Regions from separate parts of the Homo sapiens genome. Here region 1 is linked to region 2. Evidence: read pairs that join two places in POLR2A ChIA-PET (ENCODE). Cell type or tissue: MCF 10A. All regions are shown on one strand.

The links. Peaks named below come from ENCODE experiments on the same cell type or tissue, not always from the same donor. Only the 100,000 strongest peaks of a DNase experiment are listed, where the experiment ranks them.
Region 1: POLR2A ChIA-PET joins it to region 2 with 5 read pairs; 3 of 35 experiments call an interaction of 5 or more read pairs at or near these places.

Annotation. Positions count from the first base shown.
Region 1 is chr2:186,573,794-186,577,793 of GRCh38, forward strand. LOC124906105 (a long non-coding RNA gene) reads right to left here. Exons shown (of 2, transcript XR_007087465.1): 2 at 3,945-4,000. Among named protein-coding and RNA genes, the nearest start is that of ITGAV, 14 kb to the right of the region's middle. In MCF 10A, no CTCF peak of the experiment used is centred here; a DNase peak (open chromatin) is centred at 1,718.
Region 2 is chr2:186,420,001-186,424,000 of GRCh38, forward strand. No RefSeq gene overlaps it. Among named protein-coding and RNA genes, the nearest start is that of ZC3H15, 64 kb to the right of the region's middle. In MCF 10A, no CTCF peak of the experiment used is centred here; a DNase peak (open chromatin) is centred at 2,431.

The DNA.
Region 1 (4,000 bases), 150 kb after region 2:
GGTGGTGGCTGTTTGGTTTCTATTAGAAACATTAAGAAAAATAAATTATTTTAGAATCATGGAAAAAGTACTTTCCAACAATCTTGGTGTCACAGATATAAAATTTCTGAATTTGGAAAATATTTAGTGAAAAATATTTATTATAACAGTTGAAATAATAAAAATCTATTGCTTTCTTGCCACTGAGCTTAAGCAAAGAAAAAAAAATCTATTGCTTTTCTCAATTGCTTAGAAAGCATAACTGAAAGTGGACACACTGAAAAGACTTGCAGTGGAGATCCTTCAACTTCAGCCTCTGGAGATTATAGTTACTTATCCCATAAATATATATATATACTATGTATCCACGAAAGTTAAAAATAAAAAAAATTAAAACAAAGATTACAGTTACTATGTAACAACCAGAGTGCTCTTTTTTTTTTTTTTTAAGGGATTGCCTCCCACTAAGGAGATAACAATAAATATTAACCAGTGTTGCAGTGAACTGGTTGGCCAAAGATAGCAGGTCTTTGTTCTTTGTTTTTTGTTTTTTGTTTTTTTGAGACGGAGTCTCACTCTGTGGCCCAGGCTGGAGTGCAGTGGCGCGATCTCAGCTCACTGCAAGCTCCACCTCCCAAGTTCACGCCATTCTCCTGCCTCAGCCTCCCGAGTAGCTAGGACTACAGGCGCCCGCCACCACGCCCAGCTAATTTTTTGTATTTTCAGTAGAGATGGGGTTTCACTGTGTTAGCCAGGATGGTCTTGATCTCCTGACCTCGTGATCTGCCTGCCTTGGCCTCCCAAAGTGCTGGGATTACAGGCGTGAGCCACCTTGCCCAGCCAAAGATAGCAGGTCTTAACATTGGTTGTGCATAGGAAACAACTGAGGTGCTTTAAAAAAAAAATTACTGACACCTGGCTCCCACTCCCAGAGATTTGGATTTTATTAGGTGAGATGCAGCCTGGGCATCAAGAGTTTTAAAAGCTCCCCAGATTTTTCTAATGTACAGCGAAATGTGAGAAACACTAAAACCCTCGCTACTGACCAGTATGGTCCATGGACCAGCGGCATTGTTATTACCTGAGAGCTTTTTACAGATGCAGAATGTCAGGCCTCACCTCGGGCTGATGAATTAGAATCTGGATTTTTCCAAGGTTCCCATGTGGTTTGGTTTATATGTACATTCATGTCTGAGAAGCATGGCTCTAAGGAATTCTTGTCACTGATCATTTTTTCTTTCTCTGATGTTAGATAGTAATTCCATAGTTAATAAAAGATGAAAGAAAAATAACTCAACTTTCATTCTCTAAAACGCAGGAGAAAAGACTTTCATCTGTGACATTCTGTAGCATGATAAAAGGTGATTGATGTGAGATGAGATCCAAATATGTAGGGTTGCCAGATAAAATATAGGCTAGTCAATTACATGTGAATTTCAGATAAGTGATTTTTTTTTTTATTTTTAGTGAAAGTATGTTCCAAATATTGCACAGGGCATATGTATACTAAAAAAGTATTCATTGTTGATTTGAAATACAAATTTAACTGGACATCCTGTATTTTTATCTGCTAAATTTGGCAACCCTACATATATTCCCAGGAGCCTCTCTTTGCTCTCTAGGCTCTCCTAGTTGAAAAAAAAAAAGGAAATGATACCATAAATGGCCAAGTGGCTGCCCCTAAGCTGTCTAGACTGATTGCCTGTAATGTTGTTTCTCATCTAGCCCAGACACAGGACTCTGACTTAGGGAAGCCAGGCTGGTGACTCATCTAAGTGGGAAATTTACTTGCTGACTCAGGAGGACATAGTTCTTGGCAAACTTTTGCCTTAGAATAAACCAAAAGGGAAAAAAATATATAAGCAAACGTTAAATACAGGAGAATGTATTAAAACACTTCAACTTAAGGCAACAGGCAAATTAATTGTATATTTTCTTTCAGTTGATTAAATGAGATTTTCGTGGTTTCCTCTTTTACCATAGCTTGTCCTAAAAAGTGATTTTTGATAAGAGCAAAAGGTTTTATTTAAATATGAAAATGGTAGAGAGAATAAAGATGGATTGAAGTCAGTTGGGTACAGAGTATAAAATTCAACGCTCACTTTAGGAGGAAAGACTGAGATAGCTGACTTGCCCATGGTGGCACTCAGGGTTTGGCATTTTTCTGAAGAATTAACTGCTATTTAAGTCCTCTCAGAGGCCACTTTCCAAGAATACATTTTAAATCAGTTTTCTCAATATTCCATGTAGCTTGTGTATACAGTAGCAAATTCTTGGAGCAGAGATGTAGGTGTGGCTTGGGTGGAAGCCCTCCCTTTGCAAGCCTGGTAGAAGAGGAAACTAAATTTACTTAGCCAATTCTGATTTTTTCATATTTGAAAAGGTTTTGATGGGAAAAACCTGAACAAAATAATTGTGGATATGTGCAATTCTGTTGTATTAATAATTTTTTTCTTAAATAAGTCCATAGTTGTTTTTGAGTAGGTCCAAAATGGAAGTTAGATACCAACTCTTTTTTTTTTTTTTTCTTTTGAGCTTCTGAATCTTTTCGACGGAGGTTGGACCCTTATATTTAATAACTATTAGCCATGATATTAACAATCCTGGTTTTAGGACTGGAAAGCAAAACAACCTGTTTCTAGCAAATACTGACAGAAATTTTCATTTCAAAGCAAAGCCCATAAAAAGCATATCCCAGAAGTTTCATAAACACAACAATCCCTGCAGACATGATGGAGAAGGGACTAAGTATTAAGAACTATGGTGTACAGGAAAAATAAATACAGCCACAAAATGCTTTGTGACTGAATCTATCAAGAAATGAAATCTATTTTTTCTCTGCTTTGAACTTGGTCTGGCCATCTCGCTTGCTCTGACCCAACAAAATGTGGCAGAAATGATGTTGTACAAGCAAGCCTAGGCCTCAGGAAAGCTTGCAGCTTCCACCTTTGCTGTCTTGGAGCATTGCCCTGAGAAGCTGCTTCAGCTGACTGGAGGATGAGAGGTCACAAGAAGAACTGAGATGCTCTGCTGCTAACAGCCAGCAGCATTGCCAAATACATGTATGAGGCTATTTTGGACCTTCCAGTCTAGCCGTGCCTTTACCAGAATGATGATGCTTGAGTGAGCCCAGGAGATGCCAAAAGAGAAACTGCTAGTGAACCCACACAGAATCATGATAAATAAGAAATCATTGTCTAAAGCTACTGGGGTTGTCGGGGGGAGGAGTTGATATGTAGCAATAGGTAACTAAAAAGATGGAATGCTCAAACTTCACTAAGTTTAGTTTCACTAAAACGCCCCAAAATAAATTCTAAAAAAAAAAAACTCAGGTCTCGTCTCCACCCCAGAAATCCTGATTTAGCTAGGCCTGGCAACCCACTTTTTATACAAAGACCCCAGATGGCAGTGGTCCTCAGACCACCTTTTGAGATACACCCCCTAGCAAGATTTTCTTCAGCACAGAGGAGGCTTGAGGTAGGTGGCCACATAGCTGTGCATTACTCCTGCAAATGATGCTGCTGGAGCAAGTGCACATTTGTATCATCGTCACCATACGCAGTGTCCCAGGTACCAACAGAGCATTTTTGTTTATATATATATCTTATTATAAAATGGAAATTGAAAAGATTATTTCTATTCTTCCTCACTTATCTAACATGGATTATTGGAGAGGGAGTTGATTGGGGAGCAAAATAGCACAGCCCTCTGCGGAAATGGGCTTGGTGGAGACTTTGACTGGAATTGATATGGGTTAAAGTCTTGATATTGGCTACATAGCAAAAATGCAGCTGAGTTGAGGCAGAAGTGGGATAAAAAGTGTGCAGATGTTTTTTGAGCATTATGAAAGGAAGGGAAAGGAGAATAGGGAAGGCAGATGCTCGGGGAGGTTTATTTGAGTGGAGAACCATATAAATTGTAGGTGAATATGCTGAAACCACTATAGAAAGATGAAAATGAATGTGTCTGAGGGAAATGACCAAGTCTTTTATTTATTTGTATGCCCTCATCATAGCTGCAG
Region 2 (4,000 bases):
AAAATGAGGAAATCAATTAATCTTCAAAAAAAACTGTCACAGCCAAGAGGAACCTAAAGGACAGGATGACAAACTATAATGTGGTATATACTGCATGGGATTCTGGAGCAAAGTAAAGGCATTAGGTAAAAACCTAACTAGGACATTTGAATAAAGTATGGACTTCAGTTTATATGTATATATCAATGTTGTGTCATTAATTGTAACAAATGTACCATACTAATGTAAGATGTTAGTAACCCTGGAAACTGGATATGGCATATATGGGATTCTGTATCAATCTTCATATATTTTATGTAAATCTAGAACTGTTCTTAAATAACAGTTTATTGCAGGGAAAAACCCTACTATGCCCCACAATTCCACTCCCAGGTGTAAACTAGGTATTTACCCAAGAATTGAAAACAGGTACTCAAGTGCATGCACATGTTTATTCACAGAAGCACTATTTGCAGTAGCCAAAAGGTGGAAACAGCTCAGATGTCCATCATCAGATGAATGGATAAACAAACTGTGGTCTGTACATACAATGGAATACTACCCATACATAAAAAGAAATGAAGTACTGATACATACTATAACGTTGATGAACCTCAAAAACATAATGCTAAGTGAAAGAAGCCAGACACAAAAGGTCACATTTTGTAATGCCTTTGTTTGCATGAAATATTCAGAATAGCTGTATGTATAGAGACAGAATGCAAACTGATGATTGTCAGGGACTCAGAGGAGAGGAAACGGGGATAAAATGCTTAATGGATATGAGATTATCTTTTGGAGAGGTGGAAATGTTATATAACTAGATGGAGGTGGTGATTATAAAACATGGTGAATGTACTAAATACCACTGGATTGCTCACGTTAAAATGGTTGATTTTGTTAGGTGAACTTCAATGAATTTTAAAAAGAGAAAGAGGAACAAATACTTTCTATCTCAAAAAAAAAACCTCAAAATATTCTAAAACATATGAAGAAATATTTAAGGAAAATAGAAAACAAAATCCACAATTGCAAAATAAATTATTGCAAGGAAAATAAATTCTTAGAACCTTTATCTGTGAAACAATGCATTCACAGAGATTAACACAGAAATAATCTCATACAAAAATAACAAATTATAAAACAAAATAAGATACAGCTGAAACAACCAAATAGATATGAAAAAGAATTAATTAAATGCTTTCAAAGTTGAAATATAGTCATTGAAATAAAAAATGCAATCAAACTTAAAAATAAACTCAGACAAAGAGACAATTAGTAGTGGGGAATTCACCCAGAACTTGGAAAGATAATGAAAATAAAGAGCAAACAAGGAACAAGAAAAACAGATTTGAGAGTGACCTCAGGTGTGTTTAGTGAGAGGTTCAGAAAAAAAAAAAAAAAAACGGAAGGAATGGTGAAGAGGCAATGATTAAGAATATTCAAGAATTAAAAACTGAAACTCCCAGATCAAAAATTAAATTCAAATATGATGTTAAAAAATAGATGTATTATAGTGAAATTTCAGAACTTCCTGATAAAGAAAAACCTCAGAATAAGTTAAAGACTATCTACAAAGGAATGACAGTTCAGCTAAAAGCTGACTTATCCACAGCAATTATAGCTACCAGAAGTTTGTAAAGTAATATCAGCAAAACATTTTAGAAAAATAACTGAATGCTATACACATCATTCAAAGGTAAAGGCGAAATAAAGACATTTTCATATGCAAAAGAGTTTAATGGAGCGTATTATCTACAGACCTTCGCATACACATGTAATAAACACTGTTAAAAGAGTATGCACCTCATCCAGATCAATGATGAGCTCAGAGGGAAAAGCCTTTTAAATAAGGGGCTGGAATAAAACAACACTAAATACAGAAAACAATTTTTTAACAATAAGCTAACAAATTGTACCAACTACTGACTATAATATCAAATGACAGCTAATGATGGTTGTTTTTTAAAAATTGGAACTAAAATCTTGATAATAATAAAACCACAGAAACAAGTCTAAGTAAATCTATTAGTAATTCCAAAAATGTAAATGGATTAAAATACCTAAAAGAAGAAAAAAACTATTAGATTTGATTTTTAAGATACACCCAGCTATAGCCTAGTTACAAGTCTTAAATAAAACGAAGGTTGAAAATAATGGGATGATCAAAAATTATCAAGTAAAATATGAGGCAAAGGGTTTAACAAGGATAAATTATTAAAGGAACACAATAACATCAGCATAAAATAACATGAACTTGTATTTTTCTACATCAGACAGAATATTGTAGGCTATGCTACATAATAAGTTATACTGGCTTCACAAACAAAGGCTTTATTTCTCACTCACATGAAGTCCTAGCCAAATTTTATAACTCTGCAGACGAGCAGTTTTCCATGTGGTGACTCAGAAGTCCTGGCAGTTTCAAACTTGTGGCTCAATCATCTCAACATACAGTTCCTTGGTTGCCAACTGCCAACCAGTTGGCCAGAACTTGTCACATGGCATGACCCAACTGCTAGGGAGCTGACAGATGTGATGACGCACATGCTTATTCAGTAATATTAAATGTCTCTGTCACAGCAACTAACAAAATGTTAAAATTCATAATGTAAAACTGGACGATGATACAAAAAAAATTAACAGGAAACAATGATAATGAAAGCATTTTAATCTATTTCTAATAGAGGAGAAATCAAACAGAAATAAATGATATTATATGTTGCTTTTAGACATACATACATATAGCGAATTTCTGTTCTAAAAATGCACATAAATGCTAATCAACACCTTCATTACAGTGGGTTGCATCTCAGGAAGAATTAAGGAAAGCAGAATTAGAAAAGGCTATACAACAACTTTCAACATTACTTGTAATACCCTATTTCTTCATACTGGATACATGATACTATTTATACTATTCTTTACTACTTTCTATATATTTGAAATAGTTCATATTAATTTTTAAAAGAATAACAAATGGCTGCAATAGTTGTCTATGATGTAAGAAATTATCCCAAACGTCATAGCTTAAAACAATATACATTTATTATCGCACAGTTTCCGTGGGTCAGGAGTCAGGGCAAGGCTTAGTTGGATGGTCATTCTCACAAGGCTTCAAAGTGTTGGCCAGGCTGGGGTCTCATCTGAGGCTCAGGAACCTCTTCCAAAGTCACTTGATTGTTGACAGAATTTATTTCTTTGCACCTGTTGAATTCATGGTGACTTGCTTTTTCTTTTTTTTTTTTTTTGATTTTATTATTATTATACTGAAGGGTGACTTGCTTTTTCAAGGTCAGCAGGGGAATCTCTGACTTTAGTCAGCTAAATTGTGTATAAAGTAACAATCATTATCTTTGCCATATATTGTAGCCTAATCAAAAGAGTGACTATATCATATTCAAAAGTCCTTCTCACACTCAAGGGGAGATTATTCAGAGCATGTGTACCAGGAAGCAGGAATCTTAGGAGCCATCTAAAATTCTACCTACTATAGTCCCTTAGGAGTCTCATAATCTAGTGGAAGACATAGACATAAGCACAAAGGTTTAAAGCAATGTGAGATAAGCTATATTAGATATGTGTCTTCTTTTGGGTCCCCCAAAAGCTGACCTAGATAGAAGACCTTAGGTGCAGTTTATTTGATGTGATTCCAGGAAGTATATGTGAGATGGGGAATGGAGAAAGGCCAATATAAACAGTACGTTAACGAGCAGAGTACTGTGGGCACTGGGGCTAAATCCCACTGTGAACCCTCTGAGAACCATATGAAACATGCTTCATATTTATCTCACTGGTAGATGGAAAGCCTCAAGCATCTTATCCACTGACTCTGGTCCCCTGTTGGCTGAGGCTCTCTCTCACTCTTCTAGGTTGTCACTGTGCATGGTAAGTTTCTATGGTGCCAGATAAATCCTTCATACAGTGAGGCACAGAGGCACAGAGGCACAGATGCTTAAAGTGGGAATTGATCAGCATGCCAGAAACTCTACCCCACATGCAGGGATCTCAAAGCTGGACA